3 separate regions of the Homo sapiens genome follow, and all the other regions are linked to region 1. The links are chromatin contacts, found by Hi-C in ENCODE. All regions are on one chromosome and are shown on one strand. The core of a region is the stretch at or near the end of the contact, and the rest is flanking DNA. Distances in the headings are between cores, read along the strand shown.

Region 1 (3,133 bases), core at 634-3,133:
AGTGCAAAGGCCCTCTGGCAAAAAGGTCTTGGCAGAAAGGTGGTCAGTGTGCCTGCTGCACTGAAACTGCTCCTGTAAGGCAGGGATCCTATAAGGTAGGCCTTGAATGTCATGATGGGGAGCTCGGTTAGGACCCCCATGATAGGTAGGAAGGCAGCTGGAAAGAGCAGTTCTGCCATTTTTACGGATACATTCATGAGCCATGATGGGTCGTCCTGGTGGACCTCTGGAGCCTGACCTGGGTCCACGTTTGAGGTCTCCGACTTTAGTGACCCTGGGAAAGTTACTTGAGTTTCCTCATTTGAATAGCCAAGGGTTTCTCGTGTTTGATGCCAAATGCCTTGTGCGGGGATTGGCTCCAAACCTCAGCCTCATCAGTCAATTTATCCTTACGTTCAAGAGCAGCCATTTACAAAACGAGCTCAGAAAATTAAAAAAAAAATACAAACTTTAAATCGCCAGAATACTGCATAAACTAAAAGTAGGCCGGGCGCAGTGGCTCACGCCTGTAATCCCAGCACTTTGGGAGGTCGAAGCGGGCGGATCACCTGAGGTCAGGAATTCGAGACCAGCCTGACCAACATGGAGAAACCCCGTCTCTACTAAAAATGCAAAAATTAGCTGGGCATGGTGGTGGGCGCCTGTACTCCCAGCTATTTGGGAGGCTGAGGCAGGAGAATTGCTTGAACCCAGGAGACGGAGGTTGCAGTGAGCTGAGATCGCGCCACTGCACTCTAGCCTGGGCGACAGAGCGAGACTCCATCTCAAAGCAAACAAACAAATAAAAACAAAGTAAAAGTAAATTCCCCAGGCAAAGCTGATTATATTGCTGGGATAATCGACTTTGTCACTGCAGTCTCACTTGGTACTTTAAGAAACTCCATCTTGATCCTAGGTCTGGGTCGATCTGGGCGTTCCTGCTAATTTTCTGTTTTAAAAACCTAAAGCAATAAAAATGTTGATATTGACATTTATCATTTTTATCCTCGCCCTCTGCCTTGTTTTGCTGGGAGATCTGTTCCACTTGGCTGAGTTTAGGGAGGGCGGGGAAGCGGGGGAGAAACCGAGGCGCAGGGTGGAGAAAGGGAGAAGCCTTGCAGACTGAACACATGAGAAAACCTGGAGAAGGGATTCGCTGCTGCTTATTTCAGGGAAGAAAACCGAGAAGTGAAGCACAGAGGGGTCAGGTTCCGGGAGCGGCGGGAAGGTTGTAGGGGGCCCCAGGGCAGGTCCTGGAGCTCAGGCAGCCGGCACCGGGAGCCCAGCTCAGGCTGCGGGGTGCAACCGGGCAAGAGCGCTCGGGCTGCCGAAACGGGAGGAGATCAGAAAAAGGAGAGACATGGAAAAAAGGAGAGGAAGAGGAGCAACACTCAAGAGGGAAGGAAGAAGGCAGACACTGAGGAACGCCCGCAGGAACCCGCAGACAAGCAGAGAGCCGGGCTGCGCTGGGAGCGGGGCCCGCGGAAGGGGCGGGGCGCCAGGCGGCTCGAGGCCAATGGGAGGGCGGGCCGGGGCGAGGGCGGGGCACTAGGCGAAACGACGCCAATGGGAGGGCGGGCCGGGGCGAGGGCGGGGAATTAGGCGGTGCGAGGCCAATGGGAGGGCGGGCCGGGTCCTCTGGGCTGAGGCGGGGTGCCAGGCGGCACGAAGCCAGTGGGAGGGTGAGTTAGGGGCAGGGGCGGGGTCCCAAGCCAATGGAAGGGTGATACCGAGAGGGCGGGGCGCCAGGCGGCGAGAGAGCCAATGGGAGGCCGAGCCGAGGACCGCGGGCGGTGGGCCTCCCCCCGAGAGGAGGGAGACCCGGAAGGCGGTGGGGGCGGGGAGTGGAGCTGACAACCTGTCAAATCCACTTTGGGACGAACTAGGTCACGCGCTCCGCGGGTCGGGCACCCCCGCCCGCCAGGCACGGCCGCGGCTCCTTCCTCTTCCTGCCCGCGGTAGTGGGGGTGGGGCAGGCCTCGGGACACCTGCCTCCGCCGCCGGCCGCCGGCCGCCGTCCTCGCGCGGCTTCCCGGGCGGCTCTGCCCCGACCGTAGACTCCCGGCCCGCTCGCCGCGGCAGGAGCCGTGGTTCCGCGGACCTGGGCGCGCTCTCTCCCTGGCCACTGGGAGACCCCCCGCGGCCTCGCGGGGAAAACCTCGGGACTGCCCCGCGCCCCCGGCCGTCTCTGCGTCGCTCCTTCTCGCCCGCGACCGTGGACTCGTCCTCGCGAGCCTGGGTTGGCGGAAGCTGCGGGGGCCGGGGTCGCACTACTTGGCGCGGAAGGGCCGGCGGTGGGCGGAGGGATCCCCGTCCGCGGGGTGAGCCGCTGGGCGGAGCCGGGAGGAGCCGCGAGGATCCGCAGTGGGGAGCCGGGAGGAACCTGGCGCCGGCACCCACCCGCCGCGCCCACGCGTGCCGCGGTCGCTTGTTTCCCGCGGGAGCCCGGCCGCGCTCGGGGGGAGGCGCGCGCGCAGCTGGGGCTGCCTGGGTCTAGGAGCTCCGGAGCCACCGTTTTGTGCCCGTGGAGCCGCGGGGAAGGCGCACGCGCTCGGGTCTTCCCGGCGGGTCGTCCTGCACTTTCTCCCTCTCCGGTACGGACCGCGGCGTTCTGTTTCCAGGCAAAGGAAAATAAGTCAAAGACTCAGAAGGCAGCCTGAATCCAGGGCCTGGGATGCAGGGTTTGCTGGAACGCCAGCCGGTGCGATCGCGCCCCTGGGATTCCGCTTAGCCCGCGCGTCCATTTCCCTGCATGGTGGACTCAGTAAAGCCGGATCTGTCCAACGCCTGCAGCGTGGATGTGGAGGCGGACTAATCAACTAGTGCTCTGTTATTATTTCTACCCATCCCTTTTCTCCATGCTAATTTGCTTAGAACTTTAACATTGAATGGACAGCAAATGTCATGTTCTGTTTAATTATCACTCCTTGACCATTATGTTAATTTCTTTCCCTAACAAGGTGACGCATTGTTTTAAGTAACAATGACCAACTCATCTACTCTTCTTCCAAATTGTGTAAATTGAAGGGTAAAATGTGGGAAAACGCTAAATTTGAATGCTAAATTTGAACATTTCACACAACAATAATTTGAAATGCTTCTTTGCAATATTATGGCGTTTCGGAACAGATAAAAATACTTCATTTTCAGACAT
Region 2 (3,133 bases), core at 161-2,660, 1.4 Mb before region 1:
GAGGGCTGGGTCTTAGGTGTCTCTGGGGGCCTTCTGCGACCACTCTCCCAACCCCTGTCTTTAGCATTGCTCCTGCCTCTTGACCTACTTACCTTTTCAAGGAGCCAATGGTGTCGTGGGGCCAGGCCCTGGCCACCTGCTCTGAATCATTGAGGAATTTCAGCCGTAGCACGAGGGGCTCCTGCGGGGAGTCCGGGGCTGGCGGTGTTGCTGTGAACCCCGTGCTGGGCTCTGGCTGTGCAGCTTGACCTCTGTGTCTCAGGCTGGGGGTCTCTGCCCCTGGGGCCTCCCCTCTCATGCTGTCGGTAGCTGCCATGGCTGCGCTGGGCTGGGATGGCGTTGGGGTCCCTGACGGCTGGGGCAGTGGGTCCCCGCCCTCAGCGGTGTGCGTTGAGACCCAGGCAAGGGCCAGCACCAGAAGGCAGGCAAGCACCGAGAAAAGGACGGTCACCTCATCACCCACCCCTTCAATCAGGGTCATGGCGCCTGCCTTGCCCGCCGCGCTACCGAGCTGGAGAGGCACAAAGAGCCCGTGAGGCCCGGGCCCCCTGGCCAGGAGCCCTGGAACCTCCACAGGGTCCTGCCCTCACCCCACCGCGACGCTCCCACCGTCCTCAGCCTCCGTCCCCTCACCCACCCCAGGGTACCGGCTTCTCTGCCTCCCAGTCGCCCCAAACTTGCCTCCGGGTGCCCCTTCCCATCGCCGAATCCCAAGTCCTAACTTTCTGTCATCTGAGCTCGAGGTCTTCAACCAGCTCCCAACTCACCCAAACCCTATCCCAAGGTAAGGGCCTAAGCAACGCCTCTCCTAAACTTCACCCCAACCAAACTTCACCCCCAAGCGTATCTATTCTCCTGCCCACTTCACCCCAGTGTGTCTACTCCTTCACCGACTTCACCCCAGGCTCATCTACTCCGCTGCTAAAGTTTCTAAGAGGTGGGGGTAGAGCCTCTGTGCCCCCACCCCCGCCCCCCGCGTTACGGTTCACCTAAACCCCACCCGCGGCACAGGACTGCTTCCCAGGCTTCCCCCACAGCAAACGTCAAACTCCGCCCCTGGGCAATCTGGAGCCACCGAGCGTCACCACCCACCCAGCTCGGCCCCCTCCAGGTCCCCTCAACCCCACTCCGCGGAGGACTAACTCCGCGCCTCCTCTGGAAGTCTCTCCAAGCCCCCCGGGCTGCCTGACCCCAGATCCCGCCCGGAATCCGAGACTTCACGTTCCCCACCCCCACCTCTCATCACCCCTCCCACCTTCCCGCCCCCCGAAGCCGCAGGAGGGCACGGCGATCCCGGCCCGACCGGGGCCCTGGGCGGCGGGGTGGGCGCGGTCACGGCGCGGGGACTCACCGCCCGGCTCCCCCAGCTCCATCGCGGCCCCTCGGGCACTTCCGGGCGGGAGGCGCGGAGGTCGCAGGCACCTGAAGCACCCCTCCTTCCCCGCCGCCGCGGCCCGGGGCATTGTGGAACTTGTAGTCCGGCGCCGCGCTGTCCCCGCCCTCCGCCCTGCGGACCCACGTGTGGGGCTCCACCCGCGGTTCTCTGCGCCTGCAGATCGCGAAGGGGCTGGCGGGGGCGGTTTTGGGGGTTGTGCTACCCCCTAGAGGTTTGGGCGGCAGCAGCGTCCGCCCCCTCCCCTGCCAACAGCCAGGGCATCTATCACACCAGACACCGACGTCAGCTGGAGCACGTCAGAGTACCCGTGTTCGTGATGCAGTGTGGAAGGCTCTGAGGAACTCAGGTGGCCCCTACTGTTATGTCAGAGTGGACGCCAGAAGGCACTTTGGCCACCAAAATTAATTCTTCAGCCCAGAGCCCAATATCCATGGGCTGCCCCACCAGGCTGGCTAGGGATACCCATCCTCAGGGCTGCCCCTTTCCTTGGTCCCCTCCTCCACCTTCGGGACTCCACAGCCCCTTCAGGGCTGTGGAAGAAGCATAGACCTTGGAACCTGGCAGAAATCCTGATCCCTTATCTTGTGCTTCTCAGCTATATGACCTTGGGTGGGTTATTGAATCTCTCTGAACATTAATTTCTTCCTCTCTAAAACACACCTCGTAAGTCAATCATAAGGAAGAAATTAGATGTTTTATTAAAAAGTGTAAAAACTAAGGTACATGTCACACAGTAGCTATTCGCTCACCTCCACCCAAACCTGGTCTCAGGAGTCGGGTCTTTGGTGTGTTACTGTGTGGATGGCATTGAATCCCAGGCCTGTGGATATCTGGATTTTTCCCTCTGGGCTCCTGTAGCCACAGAGATCTCACATCCTGGTTTTTACAGGCCAGTCTTGATTTAAAATAATCTATCCTAGTCTTCCCATGGTTCTTGCCTACTGTGGGAGCAAGTGGCCCAAATATTGCCTTAGGAATGTCAGTCTAGATTGATACCATACAGAACTAACCTACCTCTAGTTCCATCCCTCCTGTTCATTCATTTATTCTACTAACATATTTTTTAAAAGATGTACTATGGCCAGGCGCAGTGGCTCACGCCTGTAATCCTGGCACTTTGGGAGCCAAGGCAGGCGGATCACTGAGTTCGAGACCAGCCTGGCCAACATGGTAAAACCCTGTCTCTACAAAAAAAAATACAAAAATTAGCTGGGCGTGGTGGCGGGCGCCTGTAATCCCAGCTACTCGGGAGGCTGAGGCAGGAGAATCATTTGAATGCGGGAGGTGGAGGTTGCAGTGAGCTGAGATCGAGTCACTGCACTCCAGCCTGGGTGACAGAGTGAGACTCCGTCTCAAAAAAAATTACACACACACACACACACACACACACACACACACACACACACACTATATCCCAGGCATTGTGCAAGATACTGGGAATAAAATGGTGAATCAGACCCTCTTCCTGCCCTCATGTGGCTCCATATACTAGTAGAAGAGCTAGACGTGTGAACAGCCCAACAGTGCTATAACACGTGTGTGCTAGTTGCTGGGGCAACACATTTGAGGAGCTCTTTGCTCTTAGTGTCTCTCTTGGGAGGTATACCTGGTGCTACTTCCTGCTGTCAATTCTAATTAAGCACCTAAAAGAGATGTTGGATGTTACTTTTAGAATTATACAACATCAGAACTAGGTTTTATGTTCAACCACTATATTTCGCAGATGAAACCCAGAGA
Region 3 (3,133 bases), core at 308-2,807, 1.2 Mb before region 1:
GGTAGCAGCCCAGAATGGAGCCCAGGCCTGGCCACCAGCTAGGTGGGGCACTGGGGCTCACAGCCACTCAAGAACTGAAGCTGTAAGTTGACCAGATTAAAAAAACAGTCCACGTGTACAGCCTCTCCCCACTAGATGGGCCTTTTTAAAGGGGCTCCCACCAGCAGCCAGGTTAGGACTGGTAACTCAGCTAGCTGACATGGACACCTTGGGAAGTTACCCCCAGGGGTCCCTGGGGCTGGAGGACAGGCCACTCCAGGGAGTCCCCCTCTTCCTGTCAGCTGCTCTCCCCAGTTATCAAGGCCAGGGATACTGGCCCATCTGCTGAAGAGGCCCTGAGAGGGAGGCTTTCAGAGCCCCCAGAGAGCTGTGCCCGCCACCAGCCCCATCCCCATGAAAGGCCAAAATCCTAGGGACTCTGGCCTTACTGAGAGGGTGTCTTCCTTGGGGTCACAACCAAATTTGGCCATAGTAAACCCGACAGCTTCCTCTACACAGGGCCTCCACTCCCTCACCCATCCCAAGAGTCGCAGCCCCTGCTTCTCCCATTCCCCACCCCTCCATACCCCTCCCAGCCGGGCCCTACTGACTCAGCTCCAGCCTCCCGGGCTCCCACGTGCCTTCACAGCCTGCCTGTGGCAGGACAGTGCTCCCCTGTCCCTTCGGTCTCTAGGCCTCATGTCCCCAACTCCAGCCCCTTCCTTCACATGTTCGAGGAGTTAAGGACATCAGCTTCTGGTGGCTGAGTCCGCCAAGGAGACCCTCAGAGCCCCTAACTTGGGCTAAGTCCCTAGAGCGGTCCTCTCCCCCACCCTAAGGCAGAAGCTCCAGAGCCCTCCCGCTGGGATGCAGAGGTGGCTCAGCCTGCGAGCTTCCCGCTACAGTGCCTCCAGGGTCACCTGCTCCTTGCTCCGGAGACACAAGCAGTGACACTGTCCCAACGGATGAACAGACAGCCCAGCCCAGCCTCTGCCATGTCCCCATCCCCCACCCCCACCCCCAGGGCAGGGGCAACACCTGGGCCCACAAGGAAAAGAACGAAAGTCAACCTGTCGGCTACAGCGAGGACCCCCTACTTGGGGGGTAGAGTCCCCAAGTCCCACCCCCGCCCCTGACAAGAGCCATGCAAACGCCTCCCTTCCCCGCCTCGCGTCAGACCCGGCCGGCCGCCTGGCGACGTGTTCGGGTGCCAGGGCGCCAGCACAGTCCCGCGGCCGGGCCGTGGGCCATGACGCCCCCCACTAGAGGGGTGGGAGAGCGGGAGCGCCCTCCCGGCCCCTCCCGATCAGCCCTCCATTCAGCCCGAGCCAGCTCGCTTGCCCTCCCCCGCTAACTTTCCCCCACTCACCACCCCATGGACCAGAAACTCAAAAAGTTTGCTTTTCGTGGCTTTGCGCGCCCCTCCGGCAACTTCGTCCGCGGCCATCGGGGTGGGCTCAGCGGCTCCTCTCACTCTCTCTCTCTCTTCCTCTTTCTTTCCCTTTTCTGCCTTTTTTTTTCCTCCAACTCTCCCCTCTGAGTCCTGCTGGGCTCTCTCACACTTCTACTCGAGCGGAGTGGGGAGGGGGCCCCTTCAGGGCTGCCCTGACGGCCCACGGCCCACGCCGCCGCCGCCCGCCCGCCGCCGCCGCCGCCGCCGCGGCTGCCGCATTCCTGCACTGATAAGACAGAAATAGTCCGGCGGCCCGGGGTCTGCCTGTTGACTCGGCGGGGACGGGGCCGCCTGCCTTTCCAAGCCCGCTGTCCAAACAGCGCAGATAAGCGGCGAGGCGCGCCGACCAGCCCGGCCGCGGGCGCTGGGCAGCAGTGCTGCAGCCCGAAGCCGCCGAGGCCCGCGGGAGGCGGCGCGGGGAGGGGACGCCAGGGGAGGCGGCGGGGGGTCGCCGGCCACCGGCTCTCGCCACAAATAGTTTCTCCGTCAGGGAATTCGCCGGCCGCGCCAGGCAGGGAACAGTCAGTTCCAACTTTTCCCCCAGCGGCTCCTGCTGCATTTCTGAGGCCCTTTCCCCAGAGACCTGGCAGGCCGAGCAGGGAAACATTCGCTGGCAGGAACCGGGGGAGCCCGGCCCGCGAGGCCTCGCGCCTGCCCGGGGCCGGCGGCGGTGGGTGTGCCCGGGCGGCGGCGTGGCCCTGCGTCCACTGCTGTGTGTGCCCTTGTCTCACACGCCGTGTGTGTCCGCGCCCTTTTGTGGCGTGGCAGCTTATGTGCGTGCAGACAGACGCCCTGTATGTGTGCCTCCCTCCACGACAGCCTCCGTGCGCGCGCGCCTGCGTGTGTGGCAGGACATGGCCTGTGCCTTTCAGCTCTGTGAGAGGCTATTTCTGGGTATGTGAGTCTTTGTTTGCCGCTCTGTGAGAAAGTGAGGGCAATAGGGGAAGTATTTCAGAAAGAGGGACAGGGATTGTGCTCATGAGAACAGGAAGAGAATGAATGTGGGGAATGGCGCAGCGCCAGGGGGGTGCTCGGGTGGGTGCGTGGAGAGAACGAGGCAAGCTGGGCTTGGTTTCCTTGGGGTGGGGGTGGAGTGGGGTTAGGGGACCCAGAGGAGTTGGGGCAGCTGGGCTGGGTATAGTGGGTATATTGGGCCGGCCTCAAGACCCCAAAGAGAGGGGTCTTGAGGCTGGGGTGTGGCGTGGGGTGGCAAGGGAGCCCCAGAAGGGGCGTGTGGAAGGAGTTGGCAGTCCCTGGAGTGGAGGAGGGACCGGAAGGAGGAGGGGCAAATCCTGACATACCCAGGCAGGGAGTCCTGGGCCTACCCAGGTCCCCAAAGGCCACGCCCCTTTTTTCTCCTTCTTGGGGAGGAGCCGTGGGCTTTGGAACAAGGCCCTTGGGTCAAGTTTGGGGGTCTGCTGGGGCCTCACTGTGAGAATCCAGGTGAGGGCAGGACCATAGCCTAGTGCCTAGGGGAGTTTGTTGAAACACTTACTTGAAGTTGGGCCCTGAAGACTGAAGGGTACTGACCCTAAACCCTTCAGAATGCCTTTGCCCAGGGGGTCCTTTCTGCCTGCAGCCTGATTTCTGCTGGCCCTGGTTGTGCTCTTGGCTGTCACTGTTCATTTAGGTGCCCACTGTCAATCTGAAATGTCAGGGAGGACATCTGGTCCAGGTTGCTCCTCCACCACCCCTAGCTTG

What was found. A loop is a pair of places that touch in the nucleus more often than their neighbours do. Pooled maps may share reads with other maps.
Region 2: a loop to region 1 is called in a map of gastrocnemius medialis, with 4 times the contacts of the local background. The contact joins the promoter of TMUB1 here to the promoter of LINC01003 in region 1. A Hi-C loop is called at or near these places in 2 of 168 maps with a recorded cell type or tissue (gastrocnemius medialis and naive thymus-derived CD4-positive, alpha-beta T cell), 1 of 37 single-sample maps with no recorded cell type and 14 of 50 pooled maps.
Region 3: a pooled map shows a loop between it and region 1 (3-fold over the local background). The contact joins the promoter of SMARCD3 here to the promoter of LINC01003 in region 1. A Hi-C loop is called at or near these places in 5 of 50 pooled maps.

Annotation. Positions count from the first base shown.
Region 1 is chr7:152,462,241-152,465,373 of GRCh38, forward strand. LINC01003 (long intergenic non-protein coding RNA 1003) reads left to right here and starts at 1,884. Exons shown (of 1, transcript NR_027387.1): 1 at 1,884-3,133. RefSeq lists a silencer at 1,516-2,535 and enhancers at 1,808-2,309, 2,310-2,809.
Region 2 is chr7:151,082,083-151,085,215 of GRCh38, forward strand. It overlaps TMUB1 (transmembrane and ubiquitin like domain containing 1), which reads right to left and starts at 1,411. Exons shown (of 3, transcript NM_001136044.2): 1 at 1,352-1,411; 2 at 93-511. The coding sequence starts at 481. RefSeq lists an enhancer at 1-34 and a silencer at 1,175-1,564.
Region 3 is chr7:151,247,137-151,250,269 of GRCh38, forward strand. It overlaps SMARCD3 (SWI/SNF related BAF chromatin remodeling complex subunit D3), which reads right to left and starts at 1,558. Exons shown (of 13, transcript NM_001003801.2): 1 at 1,349-1,558. The coding sequence starts at 1,426. RefSeq lists silencers at 1-81, 2,129-2,218.